Linked DNA regions of Homo sapiens: region 2 is linked to region 1. A link is an interaction called in ENCODE POLR2A ChIA-PET data of the cell type or tissue named here. Cell type or tissue: GM12878. All regions are shown on one strand. Links, peaks and the distances in the headings refer to the core of each region. The heading gives the core; the rest is flanking DNA. Region 1 overlaps UPB1 (beta-ureidopropionase 1). Region 2 overlaps ADORA2A-AS1 (ADORA2A antisense RNA 1).

Region 1 (9,631 bases), core at 1,632-9,631:
AGAGCCACCAGGTGGTGGCTCCTCTCCCCAGCCAGACCTCGGGACTTACGGTGCCCACTCGATTGATGGCGCAGGTGAAGCAGTGATTGGCAATGGCTGCGTTTCTGGCCTCGATGGGCCACAGGGACTCGCTGTAAGAGAGGACCAAGAGGAACCAGGTTGCCGACTTTCCAGGCAGACTCAGTGGATGCTCAGCCCTGAGCCTGGCCTGGCTGCAGGCTTTCCTGGGCCAGTGGTGGGGACAGAGCCTGGCCTGGCTGCAGGCTTTCCTGGGCCAGTGGTGGGGACAACCAGGAGACTCACCGGTCACACCCCAAACCTGCAACCAGGCCAGCCTGTCCTCAGCACCTTGCCCTGGCCTGAACAGCCTTTGGGAAGGGCCTGCTGCAGGCATAAGCCACGTGGCTGTGCTCTGTCAGAAGAATTAGCAGCCCTGGATCAAATCCTCATCCTGAGCCTCAGTTTCCTTTTCTGAAATGTCCTCAAAAGAAGACTATGAAGACTGAATGACCATGCAGGTGAAGATCCAAGTGGTAGGAGTTCCATAACCACCACTTCCCACCTCCATCCCTTCTCCTGGAACCCACCTGCTGGGCTGGGCAGAACCTCTCCTGGTGAATGCCAGAAGGGAGCCGGGGGCCTGGTGGGCTTGTGCAGGGCCTGTGAGGGCTGAGCACAGGCTGTACCTGCCCTACCCTAACTCTCCTACTCTGCTATGCTGCCTTGCAAGGCAATCTCCAAAGCGGGTGATTTCAGGGCCAGTAAACAAGAAAGGAACTTAGGTAATAGGATAAGGGGTCAGATTCGGCAGCAGGGTCACCTCCTCCAAGCTGGGCCATTTCCCAGTGACTTCCCATTTCCCTCTTCTGAACCTTGAGTCTCTAAGTAAAGGCTCCCTGGTTCTCTTACTGGCCAGTGGGCTAGTGGCCCAGGAGGGAGGCACCCCATGTGCTTGGCTGAGCTGTGGGCCTTCCTCACTTCAGCACCTGCAAAGGGAGAATGCGATGGGAGACACGGCCCCAACCAGAGACCCTGTCCTTCTCTGGCCCGCCAACTAAGATATGACATGGAATCTAGTGGGCCTTCTTGTCACTAATTATCTTTTGTCTGAGGAACATCTTTAAGACTGTGGATTGACAGGAGTAATGCCCACTTAGAAACACTGTGTGACTAGGATCAAAATGCCCCGGAATCTTCCTTCGTGTCAGCAGGCACCTGGTTTAAACCAGGGAGTAGGTGGAGGGGGTGGGTGCTTGTCATAAGCCTAATTCTCAGGAGGATTCATGAGTCTGAAAAAATAAAAAATCACAGGCTTGATTGAGGGGACTCATTTTGCTGCTTTTTTCCCCCAGCTGCTAAGCCAAGCTGACAAAACTTTTCAGAAATGATTTTTACAGAAACACACCAGTAAATGACATTTTCAGGAATTAAATAGACACTTGCAGGGCGATTGCCATAAACATCTTAGTTGCAATTCTCCAGGGAGGTGTTCTGCATAGGACCCAAACCCACAGCTGGAAATAAAATTTATGCTCTCAAAACCACCAGGGGAAAGGAAGCTGGGGTTAGTGAGAGCCCAGTGTGTGCAGGAATCATGACGTCTGATGGGGAGTGGGGACGTTTGCCATATTCCCAGCGCGGTGCACACACACCCCTAAAAATAATCGCAGTGGAAAGGCAAGATGCAGCAAGAGGATAGGATGGTGACTTGCCAATGAATGTACACAGGTGGTAGAAATCTTTGGTCACCCAAGCTGTAAGGGACACATCCTTGGATTATGAGGATAACCTAATCAAAAGCATTCAGACACTACTATGTACTTAGAACTGTGGGACTCAAAAATGAATGAGGACACCCTGCTGACCCATGTGTGTGCATGCACATGTGTATGTCTGTCTCTAATACAGGCGGCAGAAGGTGCCAGAAAAGGGGATGGATGGTTCTGGATGCTGTGATCCAATGCTGGTGGGGATTTGCCCAGCATTATGCTGAAAAACACTATCAATTCCATCATTCATCATTTTAAGAAAACAAGCCAGGATCCTACCATCTTAATAAACCACCTGTTGCCTTTTATCCACACTCCATGACTATCCTCATCCATAGGCAAACTTTTTTTTCCTTTTTTTTCCAAGAGTTCTGACCACAGCCTGAACACGTCTTTTTCTTGCTCACAGGCTTTCATCACTTTGCATTACCTTCATCATGACTCTTTATAGTGGCTGTACAATAACCTGTGGAAGAGGTGGGCTGTAATGTGCTTAGCTCAGACACTTCCCCCGCTGTCAGCTTTTCCCTTATTGTAAGTAAGCTGTTGTGAGCACCTTCACATGCATTGCCTTTCCCTGTTTTTTTTTTCTGTCTTGTTCTGTCACCCAGGCTGGAGCGCAGTGGTGCAATATCAGCTCACTGCAACCTCCACCTGCTAGGTTCAAGCGATTCTCCTGCCTCAGCCTCCCAAGTAGCTGGGACTACAGGTGCCTGCCACCATGCCCGGCTAATTTTTGTATTTTTAGTAGAGATGAGGTTTCACCATGTTGGCCAGGATGGTCTCAAACTCCTGACCTCAAGTGATCCGCCAGCCTTGGCCTCCCAAAGGGCTGGGATTACAAATGTGAGCTACTGTGCCTGGCCTTCCCTCCTCTTTTAGATTGTTTCTTCAGGCTACAGTTCTAGGAGCATCATTATCAGGCCAAAGGGCATGAGCATTTTAGGAGCTCATGAAACATACTGCTTTCCAAAAGACCTGTTAGTTTTTACTGCCAGCCTCACCACACCCTGGAAAGCCAAGGGTTGGATGATTCTTGGCTGAGGAAAGAAAAATCAATCATTTTTAATAAGCCTAATAGGCTGCTGAGGACATAGCAATTATATGCATATTACACTGGGGTGCTTCTGTTTGCCTAACTGGAGCCAATAAAAGCCTGAGATAGGAGGGTCAGGGAGGGCCTCTGCACACACAAGGCGAGGAGCCATCTGAGTCCACAGCCACAACTTTGTCTGCCCTGGCCCAGAAGCCAGATGCCCTAGTGCTTCGGGTTCCTCTAGGGACCCCAGTGGGAAGATGGAGCTTGCCAAGTGTCTTACCCAGAGCCAGCAGAGGGGGCTGCTTTAGGGGGTGGCCCCAAAGTTCTGCCCAGGCCTGGTAGCTGGATGACCAGTAAAAACCCTACTGACAACCACCAATGAATGCTATCACTGGTGATCTGACCACCATGAGACTCCAGTATGTTCTCTGAGGGGAGATGGAGGCCTGATATTCCCCTTCTACCCAACAGTACCCCTCCTGGACATGGACCAGACCTCCAGGTACATGGGCAGGGTGGTAGACCTGAGGTAACAGAGGAGGGGTTGCATTCTGGCTCCAGAAGGAACCTGCTATGTAAATAAATGTTGAATGGGGAGGGGATATTACTCTTGAGAAAGGGGCACTGTATGAAAAGAAAAGGTAAATGTCACACCCTGACGTTTAGAAGAAATTCAACTGAAATTTGGCCGGGGGCAGTGGCTCACGCTTGTAATCCCAGCACTTTGGGAGGCCAAGGTGGGTGGATCACAAGGTCAGGAGATCGAGACCATCCTGGCTAAGACGGTGAAACCCCATCTCTACGAAAAATACAAAAAATTAGCCAGGTATGGTGGCGGGCGCCTGCAGTCCCAGCTACTTGGGAGGCTGAGGCAGGAGAATGGCGTGAACCCAGGAGGCGGAGCTTGCAGTGAGCCAAGATTGCGCCACTGCGCTCCAGCCTGGGTGACAGAGCAAGACTCCGTCTCAAAGAAAAAAAAAAAAGAAGAAATTCAACTGAAATTTAGTCAAGAATGAGGACAAGAGAGACAAGTGCAGGCTGACAGAGACTAAAGCTGCACACCCACCAGAACTCCCCCTGCTCCCCACCCATGGCAGGACAGGGCACACCCCTGTCCTGCTGGGGACACTGGCAGCCAAGACCACAGAAAGTGAAAGCCAGCACCTCCTGCTGCAGGAATCCTGCTTGGAAAGAAGTGAGTTGGGGAGAAAAGTATTTGCACATAAATTCCTAGAGTTCTGTTACTTGTAGTGATGCAAAACTGGAAACCACCCAAATGCTCAGCCTTTGTGGAAGAGAGAGGCAGCAGCAGCAGAGTCATGCAGTCAGATCAGCTCGCTGGATGCCCCTCCTAAATGAGGGGCCCCAGGGGTGGGGTACTGCCCAGTTCTCGGGCTTCCGGGGCCACCCTCCCCTCATCCCCCAGCCCTGCCTTGACAAGGGCAGTTCTATCTGTTTAGGGGTGAGGCTAACACCGAAACACTTGTTATGTGTTATAAAAATAAAACCCTTCTCTGGTTAAAGACAAGTTTCCTCGACTGATCTCCAACTCCCTCATTTGCAGCTTCTCTTGTCCAGATGTCTGTCCTGCCTGTGCAGGATGCTGCAGATGTGAGGACTAGGAATCCACAGTTCCCCATCCAAGAGCCAATGCTGGCTAGGCACCTACTATGCTCCAAGGACTTAGATGTGGGGGTTCTTTTTTGTTTTTTCGTTTTGTTTTGTTTTATTTTTTGAGATGGAGTCTCGCTCTATCACCAGGCTGGAGTGCAGTGGTGCCATCTTGGCTCACTGCAACCTCCGCCTCCCAAGTTCAAGTGATTCTCCTGCCTCAGCCTCCCGAGTAGCTGGGACTACAGGCACACACCACCACGCCTGGCTGATTTTTGTATTTTTAGTAGAGACAGGGTTTCACCACGTTGGCTAGGCTGGTCTCAAACTCCTGACCTCAAGTGATCCACCTGCTTCGGCCTCCCAAAGTGCTGGGATTACAGGTGTGAGCCACCGAGCTCAGCCCAATGTGGGGCTTTTTGAAGCCCCCTGCTGACTACAGGGAAAGGGGGGAATTATTTTCATCTCAGTGTTCAGAATCACAGCAGAGGTTGGTGTTTTACTGTAGAGCAGCTCTTGCTGCGGGTGGGGGATTGCTCATTGCCATCTTGAGGATTCTTTTCACTGAAAAGCTGGTCACATGTACAACATGCAATCCTGGGGGCTCAGCTCTGTTAACATCCTGGTGGCTGCGCCTGCCTGCTGCCACCTTGGAGCTCCACAGCCCAGCCTTGGGCTTTAGCTGGCTGGGCCCCAGGAAGCCCCCCAGACCCCACCAACTGAGTGACCTGAGTGCTCCTATCGTGGCCGAGGGGTTGAAGATGATCTCAGCCCCGTTGATGCTGTACATAAGCCAGTTGAGGGGGTGGTGCCGCCCGTAGCAAATGTTCACCGCGATCCTTCCGAACTGCGTCTGGAACACGGGGTGGCCCAGGTTTCCCTCCATGTAGTAAGTTGACTGAAAAGCAAAGGGCCATATACTGATGCCTCTGACCTTCAAGATTTCCTTAGACTCAGCAGAAAAACTGAAATATCACCAATAGTCCAGAGGTGGTTACACTCCTGAGTGTGACTCTAAGTTCCAGAATTTCAATATGATAAAAACAAAACACACACAAAAAAACCCTGACACCAAATAAGCCAGCCCCCGGGGGAAATCACAGTGGCTTAAGCATTTGCCCAGTCTCCTTTCTGACATGTCACAAAAATCCCCACAATGACGTTCCACACTATTTCAAACTCTGGTGAGGTTTCAATTATGGTCCAACTCAAGGCTCGGGTTTGGTTGGCATTAACACGAGTTGGTCAATGCCCTCAGCAATCACATGTCATTATATAGAACGGTGGAGCCCGGAGACCTGGAGCACATCCAAGCAACTCTCTCCCTGGTCAGAGGAGAAAGCTGCTTCCTGAGGGGGCATAGCTCGCCCAAATGATTAAGGCCAAAGCTTCTAGTGGAACCCACACCCTGAAAGCGCACCTTCTCCATCCTGCCTAGGGTTAAGGAGGTCCCTGTGGGGCAGGCGGACCAGACCCCATCCTCCCATCCCTGCTTCTCTGTCTGCTCCTAAGGGTGCCAGGGCAGGGACACTGTCCTGGACAGCACTGAGGGAAGCTAGAGGGCAAATCAGGGTCCCAAACAGATCTGCTCCAGGAGCCTTCCACCTCCTCCTGATCCTGGCCATCAAAATTGGCCAGGGTCAGGCAGCAACCAGGATGTGTGCACGTGGTGAACACCGGAGCAGATCCTGCTGTGCTGAGACAAGCCCTGTGCTATCTGCAGGGAGCTAAAGATTAATCCCAGGGTAAACAGGTGAGGGGCGCGTCTTCCCACCCCCACCTCCAGCTGTTACTGAGAAACGCTGGGTTCTTCTTTCTCCCTGGGAAACCTCCTCTAGCTCTGCAGGCCATTTCTTATCTGCCTGACCAGCCTGAGAACGGCCAGGACCCCCACATTCATGGAGAGAGAACTGGGGACATCACATCCTGAACAACTGCATTAATGGCAAATCAAGTTCAGATTTAACATCTTAGGCATTAGGCAGAGGTCATTTCCCTCCTTCAAACATCCACCGCTCCCATCTTACCCACCCAGGGGTTGGCATTAACCAACCAAAATGGCCCCCCCAACTTATGCCCTGATCATGGGCACATGAAACTTCACATAATGCACAGTATACAGACATGCATGTTTGCCTACTGCCACCTGACACACAAACATGGGCCACCTCAGACCCCCCCATGATCCACAGACAAGGAATGCCATGCTCCAAACAAGGACAGGGCTGTGGCGTGCTAGGCTCTGAGCCTGAAAGGGGCCACAGGAATCATTTCATGTTTGTGCAATATTTAGTTTTGGTTTTAATTTATATACCACTTACTTCAAAGAATTCAGGAGGCCAAATCAGGTTGTATTAAAAAAATATATGCCCCATTGTGCTAAAGGTGTTTGGGACTCCTCTGAGAGTCCCGCCTGAATCCTGTCTGCCTGTGTGATATAGGGCAATGTCAGGTAACCCTCTGAGCACTGCAGCCACACTGTGCTCCCGTGGAGTGTACGTGACATGGAGTATGATCCTGCACAGAACTTCCCCACAGAAAGTCCCACAGAGATCTACAACATACAGAGGGGCAAGTGAGCAGGGCTGGTTATCTATCTTATGGGTGGCTCACCTCGTTGAAATCACCCACTCTGGGGATGTGGTTTTTCCTGGTCTTTCCCAGGACTGCTCCGGAATTGGAGATCACCACGGCTGTATTCCACAAAACATCCCCATGCTCGCTGTCTCGTTCCAGGATGGGAGACACCACCACCATGTCATGGTTCTTCGCCAGCTGGAAAAATGATAAATATGGCAGAGTCCCACTTATAAACCAATTGTTGTAGTTTTTTATCAAAGAAGAATGATCCTACTAAATCAATAGGCTTGGGTCAGAGCAACCACTTGCATTTGTTGTTTGGAACACTAAATACCCTGATGTCCATGCTTTGCTAAATAAGAATCACATTGTCCTGTACACAGTTGGTGGTAGAGTAAAATGGTGCAGCTGCTCTGGAAAACCATATGGGAGTTCCTCAAAAAATTAAACAAGAATTACCATTTGATCTGGCAATCCTAATCCTGGGTATATATCCAAAAGTATTGAAAGCAGAAGAGATTTGCAAACGCATATTCATTGCAGCATTATTCACAATAGCAAAGAGGTGGGAGCCAACCAAGTGCCCATCAATGGGTGAATGGATAAATGAAACATGGCACATCCATACAATGGAGTATCATTCAGCCTTAGATGCCACGGTTCTACGCTACACATGGATGAACCTTGATGATACTATGCTAAATGAAATAAGCCAGTCCCAAAAAGACAAATACTGTATGATTCCACTTGTGTAAGGTATCTAGAGTAGTCAAACTCACAGAAATGGAAACTATAATATTAATAGAACGGTGGTTGCCAGGGGCTGGGGGAATGGGGAGCTATTGTTTAATGGGACAGAGTCAGATTTGCAAGATGCAAAAATTCTGGAGATCCGCACAGTGTGAATATACTTTACACTACTGAACTGTGCACTTAAAAGTGGTTAAAATAGTACATTTTATATGTATATTTTACCACTTGAAAAAAGAATAAAAATAATAATCAAACGACTTATCTATGCCAAAAATAAATTTCTTTGGCATCAAATTCCTTTTGTCTCAAGTAAGAACATCAGTCCCTGGTGACCACAGGATGAGCAGCCCAGCGGGTCATTTGTCCTCTACTCTAATTAGCTGTCATGATCTCTGGCCTTAACAACAGGATAGGGGAGAGGCATGCTCAGAAGGCAACACTAGGAGCCATGCTAAGGGCAGCCTCAGGTCCCTGTGGAGGCGGAGTGTCTCTGGCACCAGCTCTCTTTCACACTCTTCCTCCAGCCCTGGCTCAGACTTATCATCTGCAAAAGTCCCCTAACCAGTCTCCTTCCTCTTTTTTCCATAGCAAGAAATCAACAACCTGGTGAATGAGAGATTTTTTTTTTTCCCCTACAGCCTGAGAACATCGATGTTTGGAATCACAACTGAGTATTGATAAAGTCACCATGATTATAGCTCTGCCCCAAAAGCCCCTAAGTATATGTATAAAACCTGAAAGAGAATACAAAGAAATGAAAAGAGTTATTGTGTTAGAGGTGAAAATAAGGATAAATGACCATTCGTCACCTCATGGGTTTTCTGATAACAGTTTTATTAAGATATAATTCAGGCCAGGTGCGGTGGCTCACGCCTATAATCCCAGCACTTTGGGAGGCCGAGGTGGCGGATCACGAGGTCAGGAGATCAAGACCATCCTGGCTAACACGGTGAAACCCCGTCTCTACTAAAAATACAAAAAAAAATTAGCCAGGCATGGTGGCGGGCGCCTGTAGTCCCAGCTACTCCGGAGGCTGAGGCAGGAGAATGGCGTGAACCCAGGAGGCAGAGCTTGCAGTGAACCGAGATCGTGCCACTGCACTCCAACCTGGGCAACAGAGTGAGACTCCATCTCAAAAAAAAAAAAATATATATATATATATATATAATTCACAGAGCATAAGATTCACTTTAAGATTGGTCAAGTACAGTAGCGAGAGGTGGGAAACAGCAGAACAAGGAGTCACTCTTTTGAAGTGTGCAATTCAGTAGTATTCAGGATATTCACAGAGTTGTGCAACCTTCACCACTATCTAATTTTAGAACATTTTCATCACCCTAAACGGAAACTTTGTATCCATTAGCAGTCACTCCCTTCCTCCCTCACCCCCAGCCCTTAGCCACCACTTATCTACTTTCTGTCTCTATGGATTTGCCTATTCTGGACAGTTTATATAAATGGGATCATACAATATGTATTATAAGGTTTTAATGAAGAAAAATCAAAACCAATTTCTATGCTGATGAGACACAGGCCATGCATCGAAGCTTCTGTGACTCAAGCAAACTGCAGTGGAGCATGCAGAGCTCTGGATGAGAAACTGGCTTCTCTGGTCCCTGAATGCCAGCTCTGCCACTTGCCAGCTGTGGGACTTGCTACAAAAGTCACCTCCGACCACCCTCCCTGGGCTGCAGCTCCCTTGCCTGAAAAAGCTAATGGCCCTTCTGGAGCCTTACACGCCCCAATTCTAAGAGTACGCTAAAAAAAAAAGTGGCAGATAGTCTTATCTAATCTTATCTGGCAAAACAAGCACCAAATGGGTGCATTTTCCATGGTGAAAGGCCAAACCCGGCAGCTGTGGTCATGCTCTGTGACTTGC
Region 2 (13,088 bases), core at 2,886-10,885, 54 kb after region 1:
AATTGGAAAATCTTGGAACCTAGTCTTAAACACTTTTATTTTGCAAATGGGAAACTGAGGCCCAGAGAGGGGAAAAACTTACCCAAGGCCACAGAAAGAGGCACTGGCAAAGCAAAGTCTGGTACCTAGGTCTCCTGACTCCCAAGCTAGTGCTCTTTCTTTGTAAAAGCACAGAAAAAACAAAGCTGAATTGGGCTTCTTGCCAAGCCCCTGCAGGAGGTCACATAGCTGAGCAGCTCTCAGAGTTCCTTGTCTATTCTTAGCCTGAACTTTTAGTGACTCTGGTCTTCAGCAGCCTTTTTCCCCTTTTTTCCTTTGCATTTGGTCTGTTGTGTATATGTAGTGTGTGTTTTAAATAAATGGTGCTACGTGTAGGAAATGGGCTTCAGCACAGTCCTGCTGCAGAGGCCCTGGAAAGAATAAATGTGAGAGAAGGGGCCCTGAGAAGACAATCAACTTCCCTTCCTCTGAAGTGACCCCAGTGTCCCAGAGCCACCCCCTCTCTGCTGCTTGTCACAACACAACTGCCAACAGAAGGCTAAACTCCTTACACAATAAGAAGGAAATCAACAGAATTTACAAGGAGGATTGGCTGTTAGTATTTGCCACTGAAGCCTCATTTTGATGAAGATCAAAAATCAGCTCTTCCTAAGCTGTGGTCCCTCTTCTAACATACACTTCAATTTCCCACCAACAAGTCATTTTTCAGTCAGTCACCAAACATGAATGAAAAGACCCTTCAGACGCAGTTCTAGCCTCTCAAAGCCTACCGCTTTCTCTACTTGCACAAACACTTTCTCCAGAGACATACAAGAAATTTAAGCAGCTACTGACCTCAGGTTACTTGGAAAAGACAAGAGACACAGAGGATAGAAGATAACTAATGTTGCCCTTGTGCAAAATGACCAATGAGAAGAACAGCTCTACATCAAGTTCACATTAGGCAGAGGTTGCTCTGGGCTAAGCTAGGTCAAGGAAAATTCAGGGGAGCAACTTGAACTGGTCTTGTCTATCAGTTATCTATTGCTGTGTAACATATTGCTCCACTTTGTGTTTTAGTTGTCTATTTTTTTTTTTTTTTTATAGAGACAGGGTCTTACTGTGTTGCCCAGGCTGGTCTTGAATTCCTGGGCTCAAAGGATCCTCCTGCGTCAGCCTCCCAAAGTGGTAGGATTACAGGTGTGAGCTGCCACGCGTAGCCTAGTGTCTATTCTTCCATGACAAATTACCTTAAAACTTAGTGGCCTAAAACAATAAACATTTATTATCCAACAGTTTCTATGGGTCAAGAATCCAGGTGTAGCTCAGCCAGGTGCCTCTGGCTCAGTCTTTCATGAGGTTTTAGTTAAGCTCTCAGCCTAAAGGCTCATCAGAGGGTAGAGAAGAATCCAGTTTCAAGCTCACTGAAGTGGTCGTTGGTAGGCCTCAGTCCCTCCAGACATAAGCCTCTCTATAGGGCTGCTTCAAGACTTGGTGCCGGCTTCACCAGGGTGAGAGGTTTAAGAGAGGAAGCGTGACCAAGATGGAAGCCACATTCCTTTTGCAACCTAATCTCAGAAGCGATATCCCATCACTTTTGTTGTATTCTTGTTATCAGCAGTGAGTCACCAAGTTCAGCCCACATACAAGGATGTGAATACCACGAGGCAGAGATCATGGGAGCCATCTTAGAGGCTGCCTGCCATACCTTGCCAGATGGATAGGATTTAAGTAAGGCATAGTAAGCATTCTAGTTAGTGAATTGGAGTTTTGAAAGGTTTGACTGGGGATGACCCTTGGTTGGAAAAAGACATCTAAATAGGAGGGTAGGAGGCCCAGATTGAACTGGGTTTTCAATGCCAGGCCAAAGAGTTTTACAGTGATGTGCCACATAACACATCTAATGGTGGGCCCGTAAGATTATAATGGAGCTGAAAAATTCCCATTGCCTGGTGATGTCATGGCCATTATACCATCCTATTGCAGTGCATTACTTACGTGCTTTTGATGATGTTGGTGTAAACACACCTATTGCACTGCCAGTCATATAAAAATATAGCACATACGATTACATACAGTGCATAATACTTCATAATAAATGATGATGTTACTAGTTTATATATTTACTATACTATTAATCGTTATTTTAGAGTGTACTCTTTCTACTTATAGGAAAAAAAAGTTAACTGTAAAACAGCCTCAGGTACATCCTTCAGGAAATATTTGAGAAGAAAGTAGTATTATCATAGAGGATAGCTCCATGCATATTATTGCATGGAGCTTCCAGTGGGACAGGATGTGGAGATGGGAGACAGTGATATTGATGATCCTGACCCTGGGTAGGGAGGGTCTCTGGATAGCCCTGACCTAGGTTAATGTGTATGTGTCTGTCTTAGTTTCAAACAAAACTGTTTAAAAAGTAAAACAAAAATAAAATTTTAAAAATGGAAATAAACTTATAGAATAAGGATATAAATAAGCTATTTTTGTACAGCTGTACAATGTTTTGGTATTTTAAGCTAAGGGTTATTACAAAAGAGTCAAAAGGTTAAAAATTAGAAGGTTTATAATGTCAAAAAGTTACTATAAGCTAAGCTTAATTTATTGAAGAAAGAAAAATTTAAAAATACATTTAGTGTAGCCCAAGTATACAGTGTTTATAAAGTCTACAGTAGTGCACAGTAATGCCGTGGGCCTTCACATTCATTCACCACTCACTCACTGACACACCCAGAGCAACCTCCAGTCCTGCAAGTTCCATTCATGGTATGTGCCCTCTGCAGGTGTACTGTCTAAAAAATTTTTGGCCGGGCATGATGGCTCATGCCTGTAATCCCCGCACTTTGGGAGGCCAAGGCGGGTGGATCACGAGGTCAGGAGATCGAGACCATCCTGGCTAACATGGTGAAACCCCGTCTCTACTAAAAACATAAAAAATAAGCCGGGCATGGTGGCACGCACCTATAGTTCCAGCTACTCAGGAGACTGAGGCAGGAGAATCGCTTGAACCCAAGAGGCGGAGGTTGCAGTCAGCCAAGATCGCGCCACTCTACTCCAGCCTGGGTGACGGAGCAAGACTCCATCTCAAAAAAAAAAAAAAAGGAACTAAGTCTATTTTATTCCTATTGTATCTGTATAATTTACAATAGAGGTTGGCATATAGTAGGTGACCATGAAAATTTGTTGACTGAATAATGCAGTTACCAGATTTGTTTTTTGAAATTTCTGACAATCTAATCCCAAGGAAGCTTATGTATTTACTTTAGGAGCTTCTAATCAGGATATAAATGTTGTCCCCTATTTCTTTTCTTTTCTTTTTTTTTTTGAGACAGAGTCTTGCCCTGTTGCCCAGGCTGGAGTGCAATGGCGTGATCTCGGCTCACTGTAACCTCTGCCTCCCAGGTTCAAGCGATTCTCCTGCCTTAGCCCCCTCAGTAGCTGGGACTACAGGCATGTGCCACCACGCCCAGCTATTTTTTTGTATTTTTAGTAGAGGCGGGGTTTTGCCATGTTGTCCAGGCTGGTCTTGAACTCCTGACCTCAGGTGATCCACCTGCCTCGGCCTCCCAAAGTGCTGGGATTACAGGTGTGAGCCACTGCACCCGGCCTACTTGTCCCCTATTTTTAAGGCAACATTATTCAAATTACCCAGGACATAAGAAAGGGGGAAGTTGAGCTTTAATCATGGGCCTAAATCCTTCCCTGTGACTAAAAGCTCTTTAAACAGTTCATCATTCTGTCGAGCCTCAGAATCTTGGAAGACAAACTTGGTGTCTAAGAACAGACAAAACTGGTTCCACCCACTTAGCAGTTCAGGAGTACAACCTGCCAGTAGACTGGTCAAGGTCCCAACACCTGGTCCTGCCCATTAGTCACGCTGCCTCCTGCCTTACTGGCTGACCAGAAGCTATTTTTGTGCAATGCCGTTACGTATGAAGAGAGAACTTGTTCTGGGGGAAGGAGTAAGGGAAGCAAAACCGTAAGGTGGGTGTATTAGTTCTGCTATGGCTGCCATAACAAAATACCACAGACTGGGTGGCTTAAACAGGAAATTTATTTTTCATAGTTATGAAGGCTGGAAGTCCAAGATCAAGATGTTGGCAGGGTTGGTTTCTTGTGAGGTGTCTCTCCTGGGCATGCCAATGGCTGTCTTAACGCTGTGTTCTCCCATGGCCTTTTCTCTCTGCACATACATCCCTGGTGTCTCTTCCTCTTCTTGGAAGGACACCAGTCCTATTGGATTAGAGCCCTGCTCTTATGACCTTATATAACCTTAATTACCTCTTTAAAGGCCTTATCTCCAAATACAGTCACCCTGGGGATTAGGACTTCAAAATATAAATTTAGGGGAGACAATTTGATAGGCAAGGTTTATTTCAAGTATGTCTCTTACCCTCTCATCCATACTCTTATAAAGGAATGATAATCTCCCATCTGTGGAGATGGCAGTTGATGATCCCTAAAAATTCTTCACATCCATGGTCTTGTGATATTACAGCAGCCTCCAAGTTAGCAGAGGTACTGTCATTATCCTTCCACTTCAGATGAAGAAACAGACCAAGAGGGTTAACAGGTTCTCCCAGTCACAGAGTATGGAATCTGGTTTCCGACTCCTGGGCCTCTCTGTGCTTGCCCTTGGCTCCTCAGGACTGGCCCCTGCAATGCCCCCACCCAGATTCTTTTTTCTGTTTTTGAGGTAGGATCTCACTCTGTTGCCCAGGCTGGAGTGCAGTGGCATAATCCTGGTTCACTGCAGCCTTGACCTCCGGGGCTTAAGCAATTCTCCCACCTTGGCATCCCAAGTAGTGCACACTACCACACCTAGCTAACATTTTTTTTTTTTTTTAACTTTTAGTACCGACGAGGTCTTGCCACGTTGCCCAGGCTGGCTCAAACTCCTGGGCTTGAGCGATCCTCCCAAAGTACTGGGATTACAGGCATGAGCCACCAAACCTGGCCCTCCCCACCTAGATTCTAACTCCCCAGTTTTTCTTCCTCCTGCTCTACTCCATCAAAACTTACCTACCTTTCAAAGTTCTTCCATTTGATTTTCAAAGTGATGACTAACTGGATGAATAAACCATTATTAATAAACTATGTTGATTTGTTAGTGAATGAGATATTACTAGAAGGGAGCTAGGCTAAACACATTAACAACCTATGAGATTTGACATCTTGAAAAATATTTTTTTCACATACCATATCCAACTTACTTATATTCTGACAGAAATTATGTAAAGTAGATATTATTATTATCTCTTTTTCCAAAAAAACAGATTCAGAGATTAGGTAGCTAGGCCAGGATCACACAGGTAAGTAGCAGAGGTGGAACTTGAACCCAGATAACTGCATATACTTTTCACTACGTCTTGCCCCACAGCCAAACTTTATTAGTTAGTTCAGAAGACTGTTACCCTGAAGTTCACCTCTGAATAGTTAAAGATGTGGCCTTCCCTCGCCCGTCTAGTCTACCCTAACCTACCCTCAATTGAGTTCCCACAGTGCTGGGACTTGAATCTCAGCTCCATTCCTGCTTAGCTGTGGTGATCACAAGCACATTTTTTCCCTCCTCACTGGGCTTTTGTTTTTTCACCTGTGAAATTAAAGCATTGACTGGGGTCATTTTTCAGTTTTAAGACTCTAAAAAACTGATTGCTTTTATCTTCCATTTCATTCATTCAACAAGTATTCATCAAGCACCTGGTTGTATCAAGCACTCTGCTGGGTACTGAGGACAGAGCAATGAACAAGTCAGACAAGGTCTCTGCCCTCAGGGAGTTTACTTTTCTTTTTTTTTTGAGACACAGTCTTGCTTTGCCACCCAGGCTGGTGTGCAGTGGCACAATCTCGGCTCACTGCAACCTCCGCCTCCCAGGTTCAGGCCATTCTGCTGCCTCAGCCTCCCAAGTAGCTGGGATTACAGGCATGCACCACCACAACCAGCTAATTTTGTATTTTTTTAGTAGAAACAGGGTTTCACCATGTTGGCCAGACTCGTCTCAAACTCCTGACCTCAGGTGATCCGCCTGCCTTGGCTTCCCAAAGTGCTGGGATTACAGGCGTGAACCGCCGTGCCCAGCTGTGAGTTTACTTTCTTACATGCCAGGAAAGGACCCTCGAAAGCATCTAGTCCAGTCCTTTTACAGAAGAGAAAAGTGAGTGATGATGGCGAGTGACTTATTCAAAGTCACAAAGCAAGAAGTGTCAGAGAAGGCATCCAGGAAGCTGGATGTTTTCATTCCTCCTTTGGGGCATTTTTCTTCCTCGCCATACCTTGTATTGTGAGTTCTCCTAGAACATGGTTTATCTCAGCTCGCTAACTAGACTGTGGCCTCTGATAGGTGTTTATCCCGAGATATGCTTCACACTGTGCTGCTGCTGGAGTATCTGACAACAGAGCTCACTCTCAGAAACCACCATTTCAACATTCTGAAACAGAAACTCTCCAGCACACAGGAGTACGATCAGAGTCTGACATGCAGGGCGTGAGCCAGCTCACAAGTAGCTCTGCTCTGCAGGGGCTCCTCTTTTTCATGCCACCAGGGGCCGGAGTCTATTTCCACTATCAGACTGCATATTTTTCTGTTCTGCTCACTGCTTTCCTACTGCTTTCTTTTCTCCAGATCAGGACCTGAAGTAGGTGGCTGCCCATCCAGGTATTCTACAGGCACTTGCCCGTGAAACCTTCACCACTCCTTGAATCTGGTTCTGCAAAGTGGGACAGCTGAGACTTAGGCTAAGTGACTTACTGAGGCAGCAGTCAGCACCGTGTGGGACCAGCCCCCATGCTGTTTCCCAAATGGAGGCACCTTCCTGCATACCTTGGGCGTGATCTGTAACAGCTCAGAAAGCTTGGACACCAGCAGGGTGGCACCTATATGGGGAGCACCTGTCCGCACTGACTGCATTCAATAAGCGTTCATTTCATCACCCTTCACCATGGTAATTTTTTAATTTTAAATTTTATCAAAGTTATACAGGAACATTGATTAAAAAGGGAACTAGTTCTTTAAGATTTGTTAAGACAAAGAGCAGTCCTCAACCTCCCTGTACCCACCCCAACCCCATTTCCTTTTCCTTAGAGGGACCAATTTCAACTTGTTTAATTCTTTTGGAATTTACTTATCTCCAAATAACATGTTTTATAATACTACTTCCTGTTTTTTCCTTTAGGCCTTATCTGTTGACTTCCCACTATGGAAGACGAGGATTTAGCTCCTTCTTCTTCATTTGCCCCCTCTATACATATGCATCCCTCTCTGTGCCCCCTTGCTCCCAGTATAGTGTAAGTTTTGTAGATAATAGTGTTTGTTATGACAGTGTAAATGCCACTTGGAGCTAAGCCATGTAGTCAGCCATGATTGCTTTTCCTAACACATCACTTTGTTTTGCTTATCTTTTTTCATCCACCTAGGTTTCTAAGGCCTTACCACTAGTCACTCTTACCACTTAAAGTCTGCCAATTACCTAGATCTTCTCTCAATACATTTTTCTCAGGAAAGTCTCTTGGAGCCTTCTCTCCTGCACTGGGGGCCTGCTACACACTGCTATTCTGGAACCTCTATTTACCACTGTCCAGGGGATTCCCTTGCCTCTTTCTTGTGTTAGATTGCCTGTTTTCTGGATCCCATGTCTTCTCATTTTATGCTTTCTTCCCTCGTTTTGATAACATATGTCCTCCAGGAGTTTCCTGGGAGTACACAAGAGATAATTTTTTTTCAAAATCTTGTGTGTCTGAAAATGTCTAACACTTGGTTAATTGAGTGTGGAATTCTAGGTAAGAAATCGTTTTGCCTCAGAACTTAGATTCCTCAGCCCTGTCGTCTTCTAGCTTCCAGTGCTGCTGTTGAGAAGGCCAAAGCCATTCTGATTCCTCACTCTGTGTGTGCGACCTTGCGGGATTTCTTTGTCCCTAGCATTAAGAAATTTTACAATGACACACCTATTGTCCTGGCCATTCGTGACCCTTTCAATCTGAAAAGTCATGTCCTTTCGATTCTGGAGTGTTTTGTTGAATTATTTCATTTCCTTTGTTGTATTTCTAAAACTTATTATTCACATATTGGGATGAATTTCTCATCTGTTCCTTCCTAGTTTCTATTTTGTCTTTTTATTCTACTTCCTGGAAAATTTCCTCAATGTTTTCTAATCCTTCCACTAAGCATTTTGTTTCTGATGTCGTATTTTTTCTTTCCAAGAGCTCCTATTGTAGGCTTTACCCTTGAAAAAAAAAATTTTTTTTTGAGACGGAGGAGTCTTGCTCTATTGCCCAGGGTGGAGTGCAGTGGCGTAATCTTGGCTCACTGCAATCCCTACCTCCTGGATTCAAGCGATTCTCCTACCTCAGCCTCCCAAGAGGCTGGGATTACAGGCATGCACCACCACGTCCAGCTATTTTTTGTATTTTTAGTAGAGATGGGGTTTCACCATGTTGGCCAGGTGGTCTCAAACTCCTGACCTCAAGTGATCCACTTGCCTCGGCCTCCCAAAGTGCTGGGATTACAGGCATGAGCCACCGCACCCGGCCAAAAAGCATTTTTTTGATGAAGTTTTAGATATAGCAAAATTAGATGCATGTGTTTAATTCACTGTTTTTTTTTTTTTTTTTGAGACAGAGTCTCACTCTTGTCGCCCAGGCTGGAGTGCAGTGGCAGAATCTTGGCTTGCTGCAACCTCCGCCTCCCAGGTTCAAACGAATCTCCTGCCTCAGCAGGAGTAGCTGGAATTACAGGTGCCCACTGCCACGCCCGGCTAATTTTCGTATTTGTAGTTGAGATGGGGTTTCACCATGTTGGTCAGGCTGGTCTCAGACTCCTGACCTCAAGTCATGTGCCCACCTTGGCCTCCCAAAATGCTGAGATTACAGGCATGAGCCACTGCGCCTGGCCTAATCCACTATTTTTATTCAGTATCTCTGTATATACTAGTTATTTAATGATTCGTATCTTATATTTGTATTAAACCCTTTAAGCTTTCATAGTGGATTTCTATCAGTTAACATATTTGATCCTCACTACTTAGACTATTATATATGGATCAGACTTTGGGATCATCAAGTTCAGCCCTATCAACTCACAGAGAGAAAATCCAATTCCCAGAAAGGTGAATTATCATGCTGGAAAACACTTGTTTCTGCCAGAACTTAGCAGAGGCATGTGAGACATTATTTGGCAGGCACAAAATACTGTAGGTTTGTGTTTTCACTCTTTTAAAAAAATTGTTATTGCCAGATGTGGTTACGTGATCCTGTAGTCCCAGCTTCTTGGAAAAGTGAGGCAGGAGGATTGCTGGAGCCTAGGAGTTCAAGGCTGTAGTGCACTGTGAATGGTCACTGTACTTCAGCCTGGGCAACACAGCGAGACCCTTTTTTTTTTTTTTTTTTTTTTTTTTTTACAAAAAAGTGTTGGCCAGGTGTGGTGGCTCATGCTTATAATCCTAGCACTTTAGGAGGCTGAAGTGGGCAGATCATAAGGTCAGGAGATCGAGACCATCCTGGCTGACACAGTGAAACCCCGTCTCTACTAAAAATACAAAAACAAAATTAGCGGCCGGGCACAGTGGCTAATGCCTGTAATGCCAGCACTTTGGGAGGCCGAGGCGGGTGTATCATGAGGTCAGGAGATCGAGACCATCCTGGCTAACATGGTGAAACCCTGTCTCTACTAAAAAAAATACAAAAAAAATTAGCCGGATGTGGTGGCAGGTGCCTATAGTCCCAGCTACTCGGGAGGCTGAGGCAGGAGAATGGCGTGAACCCAGGAGGTGGAGCTTGCAGTGAGCGGAGATCGCACCACTGCACTCCAGCCTGGGTGATAGAGCAAGACTCTGTCTCAAAACAAACAAACAAAATTAGCTGGGCCTGGTGGCAGGCGCCTGTAGTCCCAGCTACTCAGGAGGCTGAGGCAGGAGAATGGCGTGAACCTGGGAGGCAGAGCTTGCAGTGAGCCGAGATTGCACTACTGCACACCAGCCTGGATGACAAAGCGAGACTCTTAAAAAAAAAAAAAAGTGTTATAGGCCAGGCATAGTGGCTCCCATAACACTTCGGGAGGTGGAGGCAGGTGGATCACTTGAGATCAGGAGTTTGAGACCATCTGGCCAACATGGTGAAACCCCATCTCTACTAAAGATACAAAAAGTAGCCAGGCATGGTGGCATGTACCTGTAGTCCCAGCTGCTTGGGAGGCTGAGGAAGGAGAATCACTTGAACCCAGGAGGCAGAGGTTGCAGTGAGCTGAGATCTGGTCATTGCACTCCAGCCTGGGCAACAGAAGGAGACTCTGTCTTAAAAAAAAAAAGTGTTATTGAGGTATAACTGACATACAATAAACTGCACTTATTTACAGTGTATGACTTGATAAGTTTCGACATATATATACAGTCCTGCAGCCATCATCATAATCAAGATAGCTATCGCCCCTAAAGTTCCCTCATGCCCCTTTGTAGTTCCACCCTCCTGCCTCCTCCCAACCTGGCCCAGGCAACCACTGATTACCTTCTGTCACTGTAGATTAGTTTTCATTTGTTAGATATAAATGGAATCATGCAGAATAATCTCTCTTTCTGTCTGGCTTTGTTACATGTAGTTTTTTTGTTATGTTTGTTTTTAGAGAGGGTCTCACTCTGCACCCAGGCTGGAGTGCAGTGGCACGATTATGGCTTACTGTAACCTTGAACTCTTGGGCTCAAGTAATCTTCCTGCCTCAGCCTCCCAAGTAGCTAGGACCACAGTCATGGCCACCATGCCCGGCTAATTTTTAAAAATTCTTTGTAGAGATCGTGTCTTGCTATGTTGCTGAGGCTGGACTTGAACTCCTGGTCTCAAAGGATCCTCCTGCCTCAGCCTCCTAAAGGGCTAGGATTATAGGTATGAGCCACTGTACCTGGCCTACATGTAGCTTTGTTGGGTACTTTGGAGATCATACCTGACTGTTCAGGTGGAAAGCCTTCACCAGCTCCACCTCCCTCTACATCCTTTCTCTTCCACACACTGCCCATCTTCCCTCTTCTAGTTTCAGAGGCTACAAGTCTTCAGTGTTCTAGTCTTCTCTTCGTATGAGCCTGCTCCCAGGAAAGGACCAGTATACTCCATTCACACTGAGATGACTGATATGACTGATATGTCTTTTATAAAAGACAAAAACCCACATTTGGCTTGTGCCAAAGAAGTAAAGCTCTAATGACGAATTTCCAAGCATGAGTAGATAAGTTTGAAAGAGATTTATTGACAAGGGTTTCGCTGAACTTCTAGAAGTACGTCCTATATAATGGAGTCCTCATATAGACTGACTCTGCAGACAGGCACAATGAATTGAAATCACCTCTGGTCCCATTCAGAATTTCAGTTTCCTGAAATGTCAGCTATTTGAGAGCTAAGAAAAGAGCTAATGTCTTGCCGGCCTTCCTTCCTTTTGGTCTATTTGGCAGAGAATACAATCCTGTATAGATAAAGAGTCACTCAGGAGGGCGGGGCCTCCCATGTTTAGTCCTAGTGTCCTTGGTCTGGGTGAGAGGAGGACCATCGGAGGGAGCCCTGGGAAGCTGGACTGAGGTCCAAGCTGGCAGCGACCCAAGGGTCACAGGCAGGAGGGCCTGGCAGACTTGACTGTCCTACTTCTCTTTTTACTCGTTTTTACATTTAATCTTCTTAACAGCTTTGTAAAGCAGGAGAATGGAAAATATTTCTTTATTTTAAAAATGAAAAAAGAGAGGTAACATAACCTGTGTAACTTCAAAGCCTTTCTCAGCCGTAGCTCTGACTGTAGACACCTCAGGCCACCTGCCTGCTGATGTCAGGGAACATGGTGGTGTGACACCTCTGGGCTGCAGCAGAGGAGTCAGGGCAAGAAAGGGAAGGGAGTAGAGTCCTCAAGCCCCTACACTCTCAACCGTTGTTCCTCCCTCCACTGCCCTAACTGCCCTATGTGACCGCCCCCAGGTTTACCATTCCTCTCCAGGGGCCTGTCTGAAAATGCATAGAGCCTAGGAGGGGAGGGCAAATGCAGTGGTCCCCAGTAGTCTGTGGGAAGGGAACCATCAGACGTTTTCCTTGTGAACAGGAGGACCTGCTTAGGACAAAGCTGCTGGTTAATGGGGAAGACACACAGGCAGTCCTTTTGGCTCAGTTCAGCATTTGTTGAATACTGACTCTGCCAAAATGGGGCCAGGCACATTTCCCAACCTCGTAGTCTTTGGTCCTTGTGGGTCTTTTTTATTTTTATTTTTTTTTTAGAGATGGAGTCTCACTCTTATCACCCAGGCTGGAGTGCAGTGGTGTGATCTCAGTTCACTGCAGCCTTTGCCTCCCGGGTTCAAGCAATTCTCCTGCTTCAGCCTCCCGAGTAGCCAGGATTACAGATGTGTGCCACATACCTGGCTAATTTTTGTATTTTTAGTAGAGATGGGGTTTCTCCATGTTGGCCAGGCTGGTCTCAAACTTCTGGCCTCAAGTGATTCGCCCAGCTCGGCCTCCCAAAGTGCTGGGATTACAGGCGTGAGCCACCGCGCCTGGCCCCTTGTAGATCTTGAATGGTGGGAAACTGAATAGTGGTTGGTGGAGAGGGAGGAGGTTGTATAGAACCCCTTCCTCAGTAACCCAGGAAAGATGTAGCGAAGGCTAAACCGGGGGAAAGAGCACAGGGAAGAGATTTTAAAGACAATCTTGACCAACTTCAGTATTTTGTCAGGGCTGGCTGCTCCCGCCTCCGGGGACCCCAGTCTGCCTGCTGGTCCTCCTGTGCCAAGGAACTCAGTGGCACAAAACCTCCAAGCAGAAGAGGGCAGGAAAAGGGAGTAGAGCTTTCAGAGTCCTGCTTCTTGTATAAGGACAACATCTCCCCTCCATCACCAAGCAATGGCAAACTCTCAAAATTAAATTTATTTACAAATCAGACATCCCATGATTCTTTTAGCAAGAGGGCAGGCATTTCTATATCTTGAAAATAATAAAAAGGTAAATATTTCTATGTATTTAATACAATTCTAGTTTATTATCGTTTATTTCGTTTGATTCTATTAATGAGCTTATGCAGTAGCCAGGCAGGAATTATTGGCAGCTAACAGATAAGGAAACTGAGGCACAAGAGAGTTTGACTTACTCAACGTCACAT

What was found. Peaks named below come from ENCODE experiments on the same cell type or tissue, not always from the same donor. Only the 100,000 strongest peaks of a DNase experiment are listed, where the experiment ranks them.
Region 2: POLR2A ChIA-PET joins it to region 1 with 7 read pairs; 5 of 35 experiments call an interaction of 5 or more read pairs at or near these places.

Annotation. Positions count from the first base shown.
Region 1 is chr22:24,510,887-24,520,517 of GRCh38, reverse strand. It overlaps UPB1 (beta-ureidopropionase 1), which reads right to left. Exons shown (of 10, transcript NM_016327.3): 5 at 7,033-7,194; 6 at 5,148-5,317; 7 at 50-131. Among named protein-coding and RNA genes, the nearest start is that of UPB1, 20 kb to the right of the region's middle. RefSeq lists an enhancer at 5,776-5,825. In GM12878, for the core only: no CTCF peak of the experiment used is centred there; a DNase peak (open chromatin) is centred at 5,597; H3K27ac peaks cover 2,785 bases.
Region 2 is chr22:24,454,286-24,467,373 of GRCh38, reverse strand. All of the region lies in intron 3 of ADORA2A-AS1 (ADORA2A antisense RNA 1), which reads left to right. Among named protein-coding and RNA genes, the nearest start is that of ADORA2A, 33 kb to the right of the region's middle. RefSeq lists enhancers at 6,197-6,266, 6,547-6,696. In GM12878, for the core only: no CTCF peak of the experiment used is centred there; a DNase peak (open chromatin) is centred at 6,413; H3K27ac peaks cover 744 bases.